3 separate regions of the Homo sapiens genome follow, and regions 1 and 2 are each linked to region 3. The links are chromatin contacts, found by Hi-C or POLR2A ChIA-PET in ENCODE. All regions are on one chromosome and are shown on one strand. Each heading gives the region's core, a stretch centred on a gene start or an enhancer-like site at or near the end of the contact. The rest is flanking DNA. Distances are from core to core; before and after follow the strand shown.

The links. A loop is a pair of places that touch in the nucleus more often than their neighbours do. ChIA-PET counts read pairs that join two places held with the same protein, here RNA polymerase II (POLR2A). Pooled maps may share reads with other maps.
Region 1: a pooled map shows a loop between it and region 3 (3-fold over the local background). The contact joins the promoter of LINC01094 here to the promoter of FRAS1 in region 3. A Hi-C loop is called at or near these places in 8 of 50 pooled maps. POLR2A ChIA-PET finds 5 or more read pairs at or near these places in 2 of 52 experiments (H1 and WTC11).
Region 2: a loop to region 3 is called in a map of endothelial cell of umbilical vein, with 4 times the contacts of the local background. The contact joins the enhancer-like site here to the promoter of FRAS1 in region 3. A Hi-C loop is called at or near these places in 3 of 168 maps with a recorded cell type or tissue (GM12878, endothelial cell of umbilical vein and mesothelial cell of epicardium), 2 of 37 single-sample maps with no recorded cell type and 11 of 50 pooled maps. POLR2A ChIA-PET finds 5 or more read pairs at or near these places in 3 of 52 experiments (OCI-LY7, activated CD4-positive, alpha-beta T cell and activated naive CD4-positive, alpha-beta T cell).

The regions. Positions count from the first base shown.
Region 1 is chr4:78,644,379-78,647,390 of GRCh38, reverse strand. It overlaps LINC01094 (long intergenic non-protein coding RNA 1094), which reads right to left and starts at 1,397. Exons shown (of 3, transcript NR_038308.1): 1 at 1,128-1,397. RefSeq lists an enhancer at 561-1,760.
Region 2 is chr4:78,609,079-78,612,057 of GRCh38, reverse strand. It overlaps ANXA3 (annexin A3), which reads right to left. Exons shown (of 13, transcript NM_005139.3): 13 at 1,611-2,002. The coding sequence ends at 1,943. Among named protein-coding and RNA genes, the nearest start is that of LINC01094, 35 kb to the left of the region's middle. Within about 2 kb of position 1,402, at least 2 of the 41 ENCODE cell types and tissues checked have a DNase peak (open chromatin) inside an H3K27ac peak, as active enhancers do; they include OCI-LY7, where a contact is called at or near this core.
Region 3 is chr4:78,056,024-78,058,815 of GRCh38, reverse strand. It overlaps FRAS1 (Fraser extracellular matrix complex subunit 1), which reads right to left and starts at 1,493. Exons shown (of 74, transcript NM_025074.7): 1 at 731-1,493. The coding sequence starts at 806. RefSeq lists an enhancer at 1,936-2,792.

The sequences.
Region 1 (3,012 bases), core at 148-2,647, 590 kb before region 3:
GATAACATAGCATATGTATTGTTATTAAAGTGACTATGTAAAAAAATTAATATAAAACTGTATATACAATATGATTCCAATTTTTTACTTTCATATGTGCAGAGAACACAGAATGAAAAGAAATAGTCCTAATAATTATTTGTCAGTGGTCGACTTGGGTTTTTTTCTATGTTATATAGCTCTGTGTTTTCTAAATATTCAGTCAGAAGCAGATATTTTTCTTATCATTACATGTTTAAATTATGGTGGAGAATTTTCAGCAAATATTAAAATAAGGAACTCCTTGGGAGGCCGAGGCGGGCGGATCATGAGGTCAGGAGTTTGAGACCAGCCTGGCCAATATGGTGAAACCCCGTCTCTACTAAAAATACAAAAATTAGCCAGGCGTAGTGGTGGGTGCCTGTAGTCCCAGCTACTTGAGAGGCTGAGGCGGGAGAACTGCTTGAACCCAATAGGCGGAGGCTGCAGTGAGCCGAGATCGCGCCACTGCACTCCAGCCTGGGCGACAGAGCGAGACTCCATCTCAAAAAGAAAAAAAAAAGGAACTCCTGAGTTATCCCCAGTCCTCCTTGGGTCACTCTGTCCAGCTTCTGATTCCTCTGCTTATTTTAGCTGCAGGCTTTATGAGATCTCCCTAGTATTTGGTACCTCATTCCTGGACTAAGTGGTCAAACGTGTGTAATGGGGCAAAAGGCCTTAGGATGTTGAATAATCGCTGAGCAGGTGGTAAACCTGTGACACTGATGTGATGGATGTAGGAGTGGTCTCCTTGCAGCCCTGGAGCCTTTCATCAGAGTAGGATTTCACCCATCTGAGCTGGCAACAAGCCCTGTTATTCCCAGGACATCTAGAATTCATCAATCGTGCCTGGATTGTTTATTCACTTCACTCATGCTCCTGAATTCTTTGTAGCAGAGTCATTTCCTGTTTAATTCTCTCCAAAGTTTCCCCCTTTGGCCCAGGACTGAAAATTATCTGTTCTACAGTGCATAAAATATTTTTCACAAAGGTAAGCCGTTAGTTATGTATTAGTCTGTTCTGGAAAAAAAAAGTCAAAATAGTTGAGACCTACAGTTAGTCCATGTGATCTGGAAGTGACCAATAGTCATCACAGGGGGTGCACTTACCTAAATCGAATCCGTGTGTATCATTTTCTGCGTTGGTAAGTAGATCCACGTTTTCCTTTGGGAGGCTCACTTTAATATCCTTCTGCTTCTTTAAGATTGGGAAACCACCCAGGCCTCCCAGCTCTTGGCAAGCAACACTCTGACTTCATGTTGTTACTCAGCATTTTGTTCCTTATTGAAATGCCTGGCTCTGCACAACTGGTTTGTAAAGTCTGAAGATCCCCTGGCCATGCCCAGAAACAGCAGCCTCAGGAAGACAGAACTGAAAAGAACACACAGTGAGAACGAGAAGGGCTTTACAGCTCCGGTCAGCCTGACTCAAACCTGTGTTAATAGCCCAGACTCTTGTTGCTCCATCCAGACCTTCCTCTCTCTTCTAGTCACAATCCTACACACCCTTCTAGTAGGAACTCAAAAGCCACCTCACTCAGCCTAAAGTAATCTATCCCTCTTCTGTGTTTCTTATAATACTTTTATTTACTTTGTCTTACAAATTTTCCTTGTATCATACTTACTTATGTATGTATGTCTTCCTACGAGGTTGTAAGTGTTCAGGAAAATTAGAATGATCCAGTTTAGCTTGTACACTTCTCCTTGAGCACAATGCCTTGTACTTATTAAATAAAAATGCTTGAATTGCATGGAATTGAATCAAAATCTAAGAAAATAATCTGCTTTAGAATAGATCTGAGAATGCTGAGTAATGCACAACTCCTGCCTTCTTTGGGGGGACCTGAAACCTTAGGGGGACTTCAATTACTTCTGGATTTGGTATAGCTTCAGCAAAGGCAAGATTTCCCAGGGTTGCTATGGCCTACAGGAATATCAGCCTCCATTGGTCTTAGTGTCTGGCTTTAAATGGTAATGGAATCACACTGATTTTTTATGTTCGTATAGTAACATCATAAAGATACTGAAAATACTGGCAGTATGAAAGGAGAAAAGCAAATTCATTTCTTTTTTGAAAGATAAATCTCATTCATAAGGGATTAAACTTTTATTGTAGATAAGGTGAAATTTGGTAAGTTAAAATGAGAAGAATTTCAAAATGCTTTGTTGGGTGAAAAAAACCTTCTAAAGTAGTATGTTTATTATGATTCTTTTTTTGGTAAAAACAAATTTAAAAAGATAACTTCTATATAAAGTATATGTATACACGCCTGGGGAAAGCATTTGGAAAATTATACAGGCATTAATTTCTCCTACAGTTAAAGTGTCCCTAACAAAAATTGGACATAGCACAATTAGCTGCTTATTGAACATAATTTAATGAATCACTGTTAGTAATAACCAGAACTGACTGGGAACTGGGAAATGATAAAAAGCTGCTGCTTCCCCTGGCTGTAATGGACTGTACTGCAGGCAGACCTGCATGGCAACAGTGATGAGGCATTAGACGGTGCTGAATACGTGGCGGAAAGTGTAAGGAAGTTTGTGTTTCCTTTTGTAGGTTTTGATCTACCTTTTTAAAATTAAAGCTAGCAATAACCAAATACATTTATGGTTATGAAAACAAATTTATTGTTAAAATTACTATTTTTAAAATTCTGTTCTACTGTGAGTTTTAACATTTCTGTTCCCATTAAAACATTTTTTTTTAAAAAAGTTAGTTTTAAATTGCAATTTGGCTTAATTTTAATAGGAGATACACTTTTAAAGGACAAAATCTAAAAGGCACATGCTAGTATTTCTAAATGAGAAATTTTTGTTCCATCCCTATTCCCCAGCCATCCTTCTCCAATTTCAACCAGTGTTACCTGTTTCTTTACATTCTTTTGATAAGTTGAGATTTCTTAGAAATGCACCTATTTTGCAACAGTAGAATAGGCTATATACTAAAATACTAACTGTAGTTATTTTCAAACAACAGGATAATAGGAAATAT
Region 2 (2,979 bases), core at 153-2,652, 550 kb before region 3:
ACCACACCCAGCTAATTTTTAAATTTTTCGTAGAGACAGAGTCTCCTGATGTTTCCTGGACTGGTCTCAAACCCCTGGGCTCAAGTGATCCTTCTGTCTCAGCCTCCCAACATGCTGGGATTAGAGGTGTGAGCCACTTTGCCCAGCCACAGATAAGTTTTAAAGTCCAGATGACCCGGATCTTAAGCCTTGGCTTTGCCACTGTGTAACCCTGGGCTGGATACCTAACCTGAGTCTCATTTTCCTCACTTGCAAAACAGGGGAAATATTGACACATGTAACCATGCTTTGTTTCAGAAAGTACTTAATACATAAGTGGTATAACAACTCTGAGGATGAATGAGATCTAAAATAAAGATTCACTGTATTAAATGCCTTTTATGTGCTGAGCACTGTTCTAATCTAAGCACTAGGCATTGAAAACTACAGTGGCCCTGGGATGGGATAAATTCTAAGGCAAAACAGTGGTTAAGAGCCTGGACACTGGAGTTGGACTACCTGGCTCTTACAGTGACAAGTTACTTAATTTCTCTAAGCTTCCATTTCCATTTCTATATCTGTGTTGGTATCTACATTGTAAGATGCCTTGAGGATTAACAAATTAAAATATACTACACTGTTTAACATAGTACCTAATACATAGTAAGCACTCTATGAGTATTAACATTGATTTATTGCTTCGTGATATACTTACTCACTAAATCACTTACACTAAAATCGTGAAGGCATACTTGACTGACACTTGGTAACTTTGAATACCATGTTTACTCAATTTTATCTCCCAAATATTTAAGTAGTTGTTTTCATTATCTCCTGCCATCATCTTAGTTATGACTGACATTTATAGTATTGATTACAGAACTAACTTGCCAAATGAGCTTCCTGACTCAAGCAATCCTCCCACCTCAGCCTCCCAAGTAGCTTGGACCACAGGCATGTGCCACCATGCCAGGCTAATTTTTGTATTTTTGGCAGAGACAGGGTCTCACTAGGTTGCCCAGGCTGGTCTCAAACTCCTGGGCTCAAGCAGTCCGCCTGCTAACCTCCCAAAGTGCTGAGATTACAGGCGTGAGCCACTGCACATGGCCAGTACGATCATTTCTATTCTGGTCCAGGAAAATAACTCTAACTGGAATTTTTTTCACTTTATCTATTTCATATCAGTCAAGGTATTTCATATTAGGTCCCACTCAAAGATGGCATGATGGATTCTTTAAATGCATAGTTTTGCCAACTCAAGAGAAAAGGAAACCTTAGAGGCTTGATTCTAAATGCCCATTCTGGGAAAGTAGTATTTAGCATGAAGCAACCATAATTCATGCTTGCCATTCAGACAGGAAGTGGTTAGATTAATCCTTCAGCAGATGTTTTCTGAAAGCTGAAATAACTTATCATGCATTACCACTCCTATAGCTTGATCACAACTACAAAGGGTAGGCCAGGGTCACATACATCTTCATCTTATTCCTTTCTTTCAAAAAAGTGTGATTAACAAGGTGATAAACTGAAGCAGTAACAGCTTCTATACAGAAACATGTTTTAAAATATTAGTTGTTGGCACCAGGCATCAAACAATGTTGGCAAGCTCTGAAAGCAAACAAAGAAATTACTTTTAACAAAAGCAACAATTTTTATTATCTTGCTTTATATTTAATGGAGTAGAACTATAAAGATTCTTAACTTTGAAAGCAGAAATATAAGTTGGATAGTAGTTGCAGATCTTTAATACCATTTTCAATTTCATTTATGAGCTGCTACATTATAAATGAGATGCTCTAAAATAATAATCGCTTTTGTTGTTGTTGTTATAGAACAATGAAAATTCCTGTTAGGAACACAAGTTGCTGTTTATATTTGCTTGTTCTCTTAAATAGTATGAGAAGAAGTAAGGTGGAGCTGTTGGGAAAGCCCATCGTGGACCTTTGGAGATTATCTTCTTGGTTCAGTCATCTCCACCACAGATTTTTAAGAGTGTGATTTCATAGTCTCCAGAAGTATCCGACTGCAAAGAATAAAATCAATGAAGAACAAATACAGTATAAATAATGGGAGACCATAAATGAATCAAATCCTATAGCACTAGGGAATTCACCTGGGTGTGAGACTCATGAGCTATACCATTTAGTAAAACATACCTGCAATTCCATCATTCATTCATACCTGAGTGTAATTACGTTCTGACCAGCATCTTCTTCACTGTAAGTAATATTTAGATTCTTCCTGATATACTGCAGTTAAATTTCAATTTTGGTTTAATAAAATAAGATTGCATCACTTACATAATATTGATTTCTATAAAAACTTCAAATTTTAGTTTTAATAATATTTATCGAACACTTGCTATTCAAAAGGCTTAATGTGTATTAACTACTTTAACCCTTTTAAAAGCTCTCTGCAATAGGTACTATACGTATCCCCCATTTAACAGATAAGTAAAATGAGAAAGACAGGTTAGGAAACTTGCCTCAAATCTTATCGAGAATAAGTGACAAAAGCAGGATTTGAATCCCTATATCCTGGCTCCTTAATACCCTGCTACACTGCCTAACTTAGGAAAGTGAAATGAACCACATTTTTAAAGAATATGTTTATCAGTTCCTTTTCCCAAGGCCAACCAAAAATAGACTGTTGTCCAGAAAAGATACTACGTGAGGTTGAGGCTTAAAGGGCAAAGATACCAAGTTTGTAACGCAAAAGACTTCACAGGAGGTAAAACTTGGCTTTCAACCTGGATTGTGTAAGATGCTCACATTATTTTTATTTTATTTGAGGTAACCCAACCAGTGAGCTCTTCTTATCACTTAAGTTTCACATTTGGAATGGCTGTTACTGGGGTGAATATTAGAGAAAGTGGTAATATAAAGGAAGTCTCAGAGAAGGCTCATTTAGTGAAGAAGTTAAGCATTACTTTCATAGTAAGACACAATAGGCCTTTATATATATTTTTCTGTTTTCTTTATTTCTTGTTCATTTGTCTGT
Region 3 (2,792 bases), core at 244-2,743:
TCATGGCGACAACTAGTCTCACGGCTTCCTTTTCTCTCCTGCGGCTCCGGGGTTTTACAGGTAGCTTGGAGCCTCGGAGGAAAACCAGGAGGCGGAGGGTGAAGTAAAAGAATGAACCTAAACTCTTATTAACCACTTTTGTTCTGGGAAGCAGGCTGGTTCGTGCTTCTCCGTACTGGAGAGATTTCTTTCAGTGCAACTGAACTGCCCACGACCAGAACACGCTCCAACCAGTTAGTTATAAAATCCTAACTGGACTTTAGGGGGAGACTAACTGAGGTAAGGAGGGCGGGAGAGCGATGGGGCTTTAAGATGAAAGACTGTATGTTTCTTAGGAACAGAAGTATTTTTAAACAGGTAAGAGCAATTGTTCGCTCCTCACCTGTGCTCCATGCAGTTGCTTTCCCTTCGGGGAAAGGTAGGTGGTGGAAAGAAAAAGGATCAGTTTCAGAGATGTCACCTCCATCGGCCACCCACCCACCCAAAAGCACTTAGGGCAGAGAGGGAGGCCGTTTCGGGGGTGTAATCCGAATACAAAACAATCAGGAGTAGGAATCTTATCAGAAAAAGCCTATTCCAGTTTCACTTCCACCTCACCCTTCCCAGAAAAACTTCCACCTCACCGAAATACCATAAAACCTGCTGAGATTTTTAAACTGCACGATCACTCACACATACACACACACACGCACACGCACACACACACACACACGCGGCACCGCTCTCTCACCTTCGGAATGATGAGGCAATACTGCAAATTCCGCCAACGCTAGGGCCAGCCCGAGCCACACTTTGAGGACACCCATCGCCGCCTCGGCACCCACGATGGAGGAGCCCAGCCTTCAGCATCCAAGAAGCGGCTCCGCCAAAACGCTGGCTCCGGCGCTTGGAACCCGGGCGCACTGAAGGTGGGGGACCGCGGGCCTTTACCTCCGGGAAAAAGAGATGGACGGGCGGAGAGCGACACTCATCAGCCCGGAGGCGCCGGAGCGGGCTGGGGTTCAATTCACTCGCTGCTCAGGCAGAGAGCGCGCCGAGTTCCCCCGCAAGGCAGGACGCCAACGTGAGCTTTGGGAGAATAAGAGGAGGCAGAGCACAGTTCTCCGCGTCAAAATCTCGCCGGAAAGTTGCTGGTCACTGGCCGATGGGATCTTCCAGCATTTCCCTCGGGCTAGACCCTTCCGATCCCGGGTCCCCGACAGTGGAAATCCTGGCTCTGGTTTGTCCGAAGCAGCTTTTTAAAGTTCGCTTGGCACCATACGTCGGCGTTGCGTCGGCACCGCGGGTCGCCGGGAGCCCCGAAAGACCCACCCACACCCACTCCTTGGTCGAGCCACCCGGCTCGGCAGACCTCATCTGCCGGGGTCCGCTCGCTGGAAACTGTGCAGCGCTGAGGGCAGCTCCGGGGACTCGCCCGCCCTGCAGCCGCACCGCACCACACCGCCTCAGGCTGCGCTCCCTGAAGCAGACTGTTCGGAAGCTTCAGAGGAAAGACTGGGGGGCGCTGCTGCTACTTTCTCGTCCCCGCCCCTCGCCTGGGTGAGGAGGGCTGCGGGGACGCGGCTTGCTGCACACCAACACCCACCTCCGCGCTGAACACCCCGGAGGAGGTCTGCAGGGTAGAGGTGCAATGATTACGGGAGTGGAAGAAGAGCCATAATTTTAATTGCACGGAGGAAAAAGCTAGCGAGGCTGGAAAAGACCCCCAAACTCAAGGCCACTCTGGCGAGAGAGCCTGGAAACGCCCAAAATACGCCGGGTCTGGACCCCGTGTTTAAAGGACACACGTTCAGCCTTCCTCTAGTCTCCCTTGCCTCCTTCCTCTCTGCTTTGCTCGGTGTGAAAATGGACCCAGAGACTCGGAGCTTTGGCGAAATTCCAGAGAGTCACGTGGGGAAAGGGAGAAGCGAGGAGGGAGGTGAGGGGAGGCCGGGAGAGCAACCTGATCCCTTTATTCATTCTGCTGGAGTTCAGATTGGCTTTGTCTGGGGAGGAATCAAAAGTGCTCATACCGGGGACGGAGGGGGTGGAGATAGGTTGCACAGTTCTTGCTCAGGCACACCGGAAGGCAGATGAACCGTGTCCACATCCCTTGTTAGGGGAGGAACCGATTCGGCGGGCTGGGGGAGCGTGTGCCCACATCAAAGGCCCTGGGGCTACCTCCCACCCCCACAGCCCGCCACTCCTGCTGAACTAAGTGCGTCCGGGGGACCTGATTGATCCTTCTTCCTCGCTCTGGGACCCTCAGGCTGTTGCATCCTGGCTTTTACCAGCAGCCCGGGAAGATCTTGGTGTGTGTGTCCTAGGCGGAGCCTGAGAGCAAATGCACCTTTCCCTTTCCCTAGGAGACTCTGTCAGTGGAACACAACGCGGTCTGGGAGCTGTGGGTCCAGCTGCGCCCCCAGATGCCAATGGCTGGGAAAGTAACATCAGGACACGGCCGACTGGGGCGCGCACTTGAAGAGCAGAGGCCTTGATTCCCCGCCAGGACTGACTGACGGCAGCTATTTTTATAGGACCGAATAAAAATAGCTGGTCCACGTTTAATCGTTTTATAAGGGAACAGTTGCATCAGAGAGATGCTGACTGGGTTCTGATTGGCCCAGAGAAGAAACGTCTCGGGTCCCTCAATTGAGTCGGGATGGGCGAAACTGTTGGAGGGGAAGCAGTTGCATGAGCTGTGCTGGCGGGGGTCCCACTTGTTTCCAGTCTTCACGAACACCATGACGCGGGCCCACGTTCTAACGTGCACTGACGCCACTTGGAACAATTCACTTTTCCGAATAACTGGA